2 separate regions of the Homo sapiens genome follow, and region 2 is linked to region 1. Evidence: chromatin contacts called from ENCODE Hi-C or POLR2A ChIA-PET data. All regions are on one chromosome and are shown on one strand. The core of a region is the stretch at or near the end of the contact, and the rest is flanking DNA. Distances in the headings are between cores, read along the strand shown.

Region 1 (5,067 bases), core at 2,200-4,699:
GAGGCTGAGGTGGGTAGATCACAAGGTCAGGAGTTCGAGACCAGCCTGGCCAACATGGTGAAACCCCATCTCTACCAAAAAGACAAAAATTAGCCAGGCATGGTGGGGCGTGCCCGTGATCCCAGCTATTCAGGAGGCTGAGGCAGGAGAATTGCTTGAACCCAGGAGGAAGAGGTTGCAGTGAGCCAAGATCACACCACCACACTCCAGCCTGGGTGACAGAGCAAGACTCCATCTCAAAACAAAACAAAACAACAACAAAAAAAAGCAAAGGAAGTGAGGTGCTGTGCAGCAATGGAACATGCAGTTATTGATATATTTTACTTTGGACAGCAGCTGCAGATGACTAACATTGGTGGCAGCTCCTCAGACCTCACCGTCTGTGTGCATGAGTCAGTGCAGGCTACGCTGTGCTGTGATAGCAACAACCACCCCCAGGAGCTCAGTGGCTTAGGACAGCAAAGCTGTCTATCTCATGCCCATTCCGTGCCCATCTCAGGTCTGCTGGGACAGCTCTGTGTTGTCCTGTCTCCACAACCTGAGCTGACACAGCAACCTCATCTTGAATGTATGCAGGATACTTCAGCAGAAAGAAGTGTCTCACACTAGCCATTAAATGCTCTGGCTCAGAAGTGACATGTCACTTTCACTAACAAACGGCTGGTCAGCACCAGTCACATGGCCCCACCCAGCCCCAAGGGGACCAGGTAGTGCTGTCTGCTGGGAGAGGAGAGAATGGAAAATTGGGGTGAACATCACAAATCACTACCATGTGAACCTATCTTGGGAGTGGGGGTGAGAGTCACAGGAAGTCCCCGAGAAGGCTCTGTTATAGGCAATGTTTGCCCCTTTTTTGTCTTTTTACAGATTTACAATGACTGAGTTTCTTAACCAATGTGCGTGGGTACGATGAATAAATCGTGGATTTACATTGTGAAAACTTTGGAAAATATAGGGGAATGTATAGAAGAAAATGAATAAGTTAGGAAATAAACCCTATCATCTAATATTTTATCGGATTTCTTTCCAGTCTTTTTTCAATTGCCTATAGGTACATTTTTAAATAATAGCTTTATTTCAATAAAATTTGTATACCATAAAATTTGTTCTTTTAAAGTGTACAACTTGGTGGTTTTCAGTATATTCACAGAGTTGATACAACTCTCGCCACTATTTGATTTTAGAATATTTTCATCACCCCAAAAAGGTATCCCCCTAGCAGTTGCTCCCCTCCCCCAGCCCAACCCAGCCCCTGGCGATCACAAATGGACTTTGTGTTTCTATGGATTTGCCTGTTCTGGACCTTTCATGTAAATAGAATCACATGCTGTGTAGTCTTTTGTGACTGGCTTCTTTCACTTAGCATCATGTTTTCAAGGCAAATCAATGTCACATGTATGCTGTATATTTTCAAAAGCAAATTGAGAGGCTGGGCGCAGTGGCTCATGCCTGTAATCTCAACACTTGGGAGGCCAAGGCGGGCAGATCACCTGAAGCTAGGAGTTCGAGACCAGCCTGGCTAACATGGTGAAATCCTGTCTCTACTAAAAAATGCAAAAAAATTTAGCTGGGCATGGTGGCGCATGCCTGTAATTCGAGCTACTTAGGAGGCTGAGGCAGAAGAATCGCTTGAACCCAGGAGGCAGATGATGCAGTGAGCCAAGATCACGCCACTGCACTCCAGCCTGGGGGACAGAGAGACGTCTCAAAAAAATAATTTAATAAATAAATAAAATTTTAAAATTTTAAAAATGATCTTATCAAACATAAGTTATCCTGTTTCTTTCATTTGTATGCTTTAAACATTTTCCCTCATCATTAAATCTTTTTGGAAAAATGGCTGTTTTTTTTTTTTTTTTTTTTTTTTTTAAGATGGAGTCTCGCTCTGTCGCCCAGGCTGGAGTGCAGTGGCCCTATCTCGGCTCACTGCAACTTCTGCCTCCCAGGTTCAAGTGATTCTCCTGCCCCAGCTTCCCGAGTAGCTGGGACTTCAGGCGCACACCACCACACCAGGCTTATTTTTGTATTTTTAGTATAGACGGGGTTTCACCATGTTGGCCAGGCTGGTCTCGAACTCCTGACCTCAGATGTTCTGCCCACCTTGGCCTCCCAAAGTACTGGGATTACAGGCGTGAGCCACCTCACCCAGCCTGAAAAATGGTTTTTAACGGCTATGTGTATAACAATCCATCAAATTTGTGTCCAATAATGTGTTGATTTGTGCCTTCTCTTTTTGACTTTTTGGCTTTCAGTTTTTTCACCATTACAATCAAAGCTTTTATGAGCAGCTATATACGTATTTTTTAAAAAATGAATGAGTGAATTCTAAAACAGAAATCTTTGCAATATTTTCCATTCTTCTTTTAAGGAAGATGCCTAAGAATGCATTTAACTGAATAAGAAGGCAGAAACATTTTTAAGACTTTTGATTCTTACTGCAGCTGGTTTTTCTAGTCACCAACCTGGGGACTGGCTTCATGTTAGTCTGATGACATCCTACCCCATCTCAGAGTAAAACCAAATTTCTTAAGATGGTCTGGAAGACCCTGCACAATCTGGACCTATTCCTTCTCTCATCTCCTCTCCACCCTGGCCATACCGGCCCCTTGTTGGTCCTTAAACACACCAGAGCCGCTTGTTGGCAGAGAGGCCTCCCAGCCTCTGCACGGCTCCTCCTGTGCCTGGAGCAGCCTTCCCCAGCCTCCACCCAGCTCACTCACCCTTTAAGACTCTGCTTACACTTTCGCAGGAGGCCCTCTCATTAAAAACACCGCCCCTATCTCCTCTACCAGCTTTATAAAATGTTTTTTCTTCACAGTAGCCCTTATCATCTTCTAATATAATTTTAAAATGTACTTATTTTATTATGTCAACCCATTCAAATTAATCACTAGGGCCTGGCCCTGTGCCTAGTATGAGTAGGCATGCAATAAGTAAGTGTTGAATCAAGCCAATGGCCAGCACTGAGAGCTGGGGGCCTCTACTGCCCAGCCATCCGACCCTCTTCCCCGGCCATCAGTGGGAGCTCTGGTGTTCTACTAAGTCCCCGTCAGCTGTTCCTTCTTGACTCAGCTCTGGAGCAAACTAGAAAGACAACTGCCTCAAGGGTTGTTTGTTCTGCCTTGTGGTGAAACCTGGAAGAGGTTGACCCTGAGAGAAAAATTCGCTCGTGACTGGGGTGAGCAAAGGTTTGTTTCTGGGAGGCGTGCAAAGCTTCCCAGGGCTCACACAGGGTGGAGCCCTCCAGGGACCCCCAGTGGCCCACCCAACTTCCAGACCCTGACTGCCCATGGGACAGACTCAGGTGCTGTGACCTCACCAGGACCTGCCAGGGATCAAACTCTCATGCCCAAACAAGGACGGCAGCCCCCTGGTGCTCCTGAAAGCAGGCAGTTTCCTGAACAGCCACAATGTGACCCAAGCGATGGGGCGGGAGAGGAAGAACCCACGGGAAGCAGGGAAATCCCTTGGCTGGCTGAGTCCGGCAAAGCCGCGGGGACCTCTCGGGAACCTCCCCATTGTGTAACACTTCCGGCCAGTCTCCTTAGGCTTCCAGGGCAGGCACAGGATCAAAATTCCCAAACCTAATACAGTTATGTTTTTAAAGTGTCCATAAGTCAATGGACAAACAATGCCCCATAATTAATGGCCTCAGGGTTGGGCCCTCAGCAAAGGAAGCAAAATCAGAGCTGCTCGGGGTCACCCACAGGCAAGCAGGCCCCTCCTTAGACCAAAGGGCTTCTCTCTCACTCCCCATAAGGATGTTGTCCACCCAGGCCCCTGGGGGCCCAGCCACTACTGAGGTTACCCACTCCTGGCTCAGAACATTCTGGAATTCCTCCTTTGGAATGGCCACTAGAGCCCCAAGTGGTTCTCTATACTATTCTCAACATGGTGACGACCCATTTGATCCATTCTCAACAAGTCTTCTGAAGATCCATTTGAGTGACTGAGTTATGGAATATGGTCTCTTACAAAACTCTGTTGAAGTGTAATACCCACAGAAAGATGCACAAATTATTGGCGAACAGTGTGATGAATTTTCAGAAGTGACCACAGCCACTTAACTACCACCCAGGTAAAGAACAGGACATTACTGGCAGGCCCCTCGGGCCCCGTCTCAGACGGGTCCACTTTCCCACAGCTGACATCTAGCAGCAGAGAGCGTTTAGTCTATTTATGAACTTTATATAAATGGATGTGTAAAATATGTGCAGTTCTGTGTCTGGCTCCTTTCCATGTTATGTTGGTGTGATTCATCCATGATATTGTGTGCAGTAATAATTCATTCTTTCTCGTGGCTGTATAGTATTCCATTGTATGAATAGACTACTCATTGGCTATGACAGATAGTGCTGCTAAGCATATTCTTGTACGTGTCTTTTGGTAAACACATGCTCTCGTTTCTCTTGGGTGTACTTCAAAGTGGGATTGCTGAGTAACAAAGCATATGTATGTTAATTTCATTGGACACTGCCAAACAGATGCCCAACATGGTTGGACCAATTTATACTCCTGCCAGCCATGTACGGGAAGTCTGCTTGCCCCAAATCCTTATCGACACTGGGTGGGTCAGTCTTTTTAGTCTTATCAATTCTGGGGGAGGTGTAGTAGCATTAAATTTTTCAGGATTTTTAAAGTTAAATTTTAATTTTTTTAGAGGCAGAGTCTTGCTCTGTGACCCCAGGCTCAGTGATGCAATCATGGCTCACTGCAGCTTCAAACTCCTGGGCTCAAGTGATCCTTCCGCCTCAGCCTCCGGAGCAGCCGGGATTATAGGTGTGTGCCACCATACCCACATTTTTCAGTTTTAATTTGCATTTAGAAATATGGTCTTCATTGTTAAAAATCTTAACGTGTGGCTGTAAAAGACGGAAAGGGACATCCGCATTGTAACTAAAAGGCTGGTGGGACAGTCGCTTGCTGCCTGCAGAGTCCATTGAATAAGAGCGAGGTCCGCTATAAAGAAATTGATTTATTTTCAAAGCTAGCTTACGGGAAGAAGCACTGGTGTCCACCTTGCCTTTGAATGTATCACTTCATTTTTGGAACAGAAAGTGGGCACTT
Region 2 (5,097 bases), core at 1,965-4,464, 56 kb after region 1:
TAAACTTAGGCCTTGATTCCAGCTGCCATGCCTACCTCACAGGAGGAAATGGTCCATCTGGCACGTAGTGGATGTGCATCCAATATTTATTGGAGGGAAAAAGACTTTCATTGTACCTAATTCTGATAACCACATCTCTGTTCCCTGGCATCGTTTTAAAGACTTGAGAAACACATCACAACTGTGACCTCGGTTGGCCTAGGGATAAGAGGAAACCCAGACAGATATTCCAGCCAGCAGCCCCAGCCCTCAGCCCCTAGTGACCTTATCTCCTCTTTCCTCTGGTGGCCTTGATTTACCTCTGCCCTGGATGTGATGCAAGATGAGATTTTAAAGATGCTTGTGTGATCTTCCCTCCCATGATTTTCCACCAGATAGTTACTGCCCTTTGGCTTAGGCTCCAGAATGAGGTCATGTGGAACATCCTGAACCCAATCAGAAGTCTGGCCCAGACAAGCCCATTCAAGATCAGCCAACGGCAGCCAGCCTTCAGTCTCATGGATGTGAAATAAAATCTTTGTTGATGTAAACCACTGAGACTGTGGGCTTATTGGTTATGCAGCATTATTACAGAAGTAACTGACAGAACACCATCCACTGAGAGAACCACACTAGAAACTGGATGTCATCCTTTCCTCATCATGACTTTCCCTCATGCCTCACTTCCAACCCCCAAATCCTAAATATCCCTCAAAGCCGCTCCCTCCTCTCCAGCCCGAGTTTAGGCCTGCCTCATCTCTCTGGATTAGAATGGCCTTCCTGACTTTAGATTGGTACCCCCCAGTTCTACTTTCCCCACTGTAGCCAGGATGAGTTTTCTAAAGTATAAATCTGCTCCTGAGCCTCCCTTACTTAAGACCATGTTGTGGGTTTCAGTGAGGGGAGTGTCCATGGGTCTTAAGAAGGGGCATGTCCACGGCTTCCATGGGCAGATGCCACTGTCTACCCTGAACATGACTTAGTTCCAGCATTCCCTGCACTGAGTTGATCACCTTTTCCCCCTTACATAACACACAGCCAGGATGGGCTCTTGCTGGGTGCTACCTGACCAAGTGCCCTGTTCTTACCCCTAGGCTGCCCCTTAGGGCACTATTTAAATAGCCTATGGTTCTATTGGTGGGAATTAAATTAGGACAGTCATTACAGAAAACAGTATGAAGATTGCTTAAAAAACTGAAAGATAGGCCGGGCGCGGTGGCTCACGCCTGTAATCCCAGCACTTTGGGATGCCGAGGCGGGTGGATGATGAGGTCAGCAGATCAAGACCATCCTGGCTAACATGGTGAAACCCCGTCTCTACTAAAAAATACAAAAAAAAAAAAATTAGCCGGGCTTGGTGGCGGGTGTCCGTAGTCCCAGCTACTCGGGAGGCTGAGGCAGGAGAACGGCGTGAACCTGGGAGGTGGAGCTTGCAGTGAGCTGAGTTCGTGCCACTGAACTCCAGCCTGGGCGAAAGACAGAGACTCTGTCTCAAAAAAAAAAAAAAAAACTGAAAGATAGAATTACCATATCCAGCAGTCCCACCACTGAGCATATAGCCAAAGGAAATGAAGTCAGTGTGTCTGAGATGTCTGCGCTCCCATGCTCATTGAGCACTATTCCCAATATATGGAACCAACCTGTGTCTATCGACAGAGGAAGAGATAAAGAAAAGGTGGTTATATGCACAATGGAGCACTATTATCCCTTTAAAAAGAATAAAATCCTGTCATTTGTGACAACACGGGTGAACCTGGAAGACACTGTGCTTAGTGAAATAAGCCAGGCACAGGGAGACATATAGCACAAGATTTCACTCATCTGAGGATCTAAAAAGGTTGAATTTATAATAATAGAGCATGGAATGGTGGTTACCAGGAGCTGGGGGCAAGCGGGGAGGGCGTTGACCAAATAATATGAATTTCTAGTTAGACTGAAGGAATAAGTTTTTTTTTTTTTTTTTTTTTTTTTTTTTGAGGCAGAGTCTTGCTCTGTGGCCCAGGCTGGAGGGCAGTGGTGCGATCTCGGCTTACGGCAAGCTCCGCCTCCGGGGCTCACGCATTCTCCGGCCTCAGGCTCCTGAGTAGCTGGGACTACAAGCGCCCGCCACCATGCCTGGCTAATTTTTTGTATTTTTAGTAGAGACGGGGTTTCACCGTGTTAGCCAGGATGGTCTCGATCTCCTGACCTTGTGATCCACCCGCCGCGGCCTCCCAAAGTGCTGGGATTACAGGCGTGAGCCACCGTGCCCGGCCAGGAATAAGTTTTTAAGAGCTATTGCACAGCATGATGACCACAGTTAATAATAAAGCATTGTGTATTTCAAAATTGCTAAAATAATAGATTTTAAATGTTTTCACTACAAAAAAAATGGTAAATATGTGAGGTGATAGATATGTTAATTAGCTTGATATAATCATTCCACAATGTATACACATATCAAAACATCACATCATAACTCATAAATATATACAATTATTGTTTTTCAATTAAAGAAAAATTTTAAAAACAACACATGGCCAGGTGCAGTGGCTCACACCTGTAATCCTAGCACCATGGGAGGCCGAAGCAGGGAGACTACTCGAGGCCAGGAGTTCTAAACCTGCCTGGGCAACATAGCGAGACCCCATCTCAACAACAAAAAAATTTTAAATTAGCTGGGTGTGGTGAGGGGTGCCTGTTGTCCCAGCTACTTGAGAGGCTGAAGCAGGAGGACTGCTTGAGCCCAGGAAGTTGAGGCCGCAGTGAGCTAAGATTGCCACTGCACTCCAGCCTGAGCGACAGAGCAAGACCCTGTCTCAAACAAACAAACAAATAGCACATATGTACACATAAAATTGCCTGCGGCTTGTCTGGCTCTCTCATAAACTGTGAGCTCTCTGAGGACAGGACCGGAACACATTTTCCCTGAATAAAGTGAGCACATTTCCAGCCCCGAAGCCTGAGCCGCTGTGTCCCACATCCCATTCAGGAAGAGGGGGTTGTCCTAGAAGTAGCAGATCTGACTCAAAAACTCAAGGCAGGAGGGGTAACAATGCCAGAGAGAGAAGTAGCAGGGTAAGGAGGAGAAAGAAGGAAGAGGGAACGGAGCGAGGAGGAAAGGAATGAGAAATATAAAAATGGAGGAGTGAGGAAGGAATTCAGGAAAGACAAGGAATCCGCACAGGCAGAGACGCGGCTTTATCAGCTCTCTCCCTTCCAGCTCACTCCTCTCCACTCCCCCACAGAACTGCTCAGGCCATGTGTGCATTTGGCTCAGGACTCCAGTGCTGGTGCCAGAAGCATAAACCAGAGGGTGGGAGCTGCGTGGGGCCCAGACGAGGCGAGCCCTGTGGCCGGGCCCTCAGGACGTGGGGCCAGGCTGCTCCTCCCAGCCGCCCCGGGGGGGCAGGCCAAGAATTCTAGAAACCCTCTGCTGGGGAGAGCCCGAGGAGGCCCTGGCTGGGGTGACATCGGGAAAGCCCAGGGGGCCTGCTGCAGGCTGCGAGGAAGAAGGAGGCCGAGGTCATGGTGCAGAGGGCTGAGGAGGAAGTGAACCCCAGCTACAGGGTGCCCGGAAAGGGCTGGACCCACGGGGAATGTTGTGGCGGGGACCACATTTGGAGCAGCTCGGGACACAAGGGGTTTTGTCCCAAAGGAGACTCTGAACAGAGCCGCGGGCCCCGTCCTGGGAAAGCCGCTTGAGGGCACACCTGGCTGCTGCGTCCCAGAACTGCTGACGTCACAGTCACCTGGGGCGGGGAGGGGACTGGCGAGCTGTACTGTTTTTTTAAGTTTCCAATGATTATAAAAAGCAGCAAATGTGGGAACCATTGAACTGGATCAGGGTCAGCAAAACTTTTCTGTAAAGAGCCAGATGGTAAATATTTCAGGCATTTTAGGCCAGGATGGTCGGTCCCTGTCTCGGCGACTTGATTCTGTCGTTGTACTGAGAAAGCAGCCACATATGTGCAAAGGAATGAGCATGGCTCTATCTCGAAGAGACTTTTCAAAATTGAATTTCATTGATTTTTGAAATTTGAATTTTTTAAATTTGAATTTCTTGGAATTTTCATGTCATGAAACATTGTTCTGATTTTTTCCCCCAACCATTTAAAATATAAAAACCATCCTTAGCTCACACCTAGTGGTAGGCAGGATTTGGCCCAAGGGCTGTAGTTTGGTGATCATGGTCAGGCCAGTTCTGCCATAAAGAAATCAGTGTGGAAGCAGAGTGATTGCTTAGAAACTTTTAGAGCAATCTGACATTGCTCTGGCACCCAATCAAGTGTCTGCTGGACTCAACATGACCCAGGTGGGGCGACAGTGAACCCACAAGGTCAGTGACACATAGCGTGCTGCTTCATATGTGGTCAGTGATGGGTTGGAAATTTAAAAAAAAACAGGTCCTTTATACCCAGAAGGTTTGAAAAGTAGGGATCTCAAATCATTCCTTTGACCCCAGGGAGGGTTTGAATCTTCCCACCACAATCATACAATCACCCTAAAATATATAGTTATAACTACAGCAGGCAAACAAAAATATACATTTTTTGTGCATAGGAAAAAAAAATTGAAAAGGACTATAGCAAACGTTTAGTGAAGATTCTTTGAGTAGAATGTCAATGCATTTTTCTTTCTTTATATTCATCTGTGTTTTCCAAGTTTTCTTTAACGAATATGTGTGAATTTTATAATTAAGAGTTTTATGTGTTTTCTTAAAAACAAGTGGCTTTTAAGAAATTCTCTGGAGAATAATTTCTCCATTGGACAATCCTTCCCAGTGTCTCCCAAGCGTTCGGGAAGTGCTTTTTCATATTTAATCCACTTTTAGAGAAGCAGGGAAGAGAAAGAAGAAAATGGAAAACATATGTTGTCCTTCTGACTGCAGAGCCCCAGTTCTTGTCGTTCATTGTTATTTTTAACATAAGACTCATGGGCAGTAGTGGGGGTGGGGCATCAAGGCTGGAGATGTCATGAATGGTCATGAGTCCATTGTCACAGGACCGAAGTGAGTGGAGCCTCCTATGCTGACCTCTCAACTCTGGTGTCCCAGCAACCAGAGCCCAGTGTATGTCCGGTTGCTCAGGAACTGCAAGAAAAAGTGTGGGAGAAAGTTCACGGCAGCAGCACTTACTG

What was found. A loop is a pair of places that touch in the nucleus more often than their neighbours do. ChIA-PET counts read pairs that join two places held with the same protein, here RNA polymerase II (POLR2A). Pooled maps may share reads with other maps.
Region 2: a map of Right ventricle myocardium inferior shows a loop between it and region 1 (3-fold over the local background). The contact joins two enhancer-like sites. A Hi-C loop is called at or near these places in 5 of 168 maps with a recorded cell type or tissue (HepG2, IMR-90, Right ventricle myocardium inferior and 2 more) and 1 of 50 pooled maps. POLR2A ChIA-PET finds 5 or more read pairs at or near these places in 3 of 52 experiments (AG04450, OCI-LY7 and activated T-cell).

What each region holds. Positions count from the first base shown.
Region 1 is chr20:17,747,127-17,752,193 of GRCh38, forward strand. No RefSeq gene overlaps it. Among named protein-coding and RNA genes, the nearest start is that of BANF2, 50 kb to the left of the region's middle. RefSeq lists an enhancer at 3,420-3,972. Within about 2 kb of position 3,450, at least 10 of the 41 ENCODE cell types and tissues checked have a DNase peak (open chromatin) inside an H3K27ac peak, as active enhancers do.
Region 2 is chr20:17,803,602-17,808,698 of GRCh38, forward strand. No RefSeq gene overlaps it. Among named protein-coding and RNA genes, the nearest start is that of BANF2, 110 kb to the left of the region's middle. Within about 2 kb of position 3,215, at least 23 of the 41 ENCODE cell types and tissues checked have a DNase peak (open chromatin) inside an H3K27ac peak, as active enhancers do.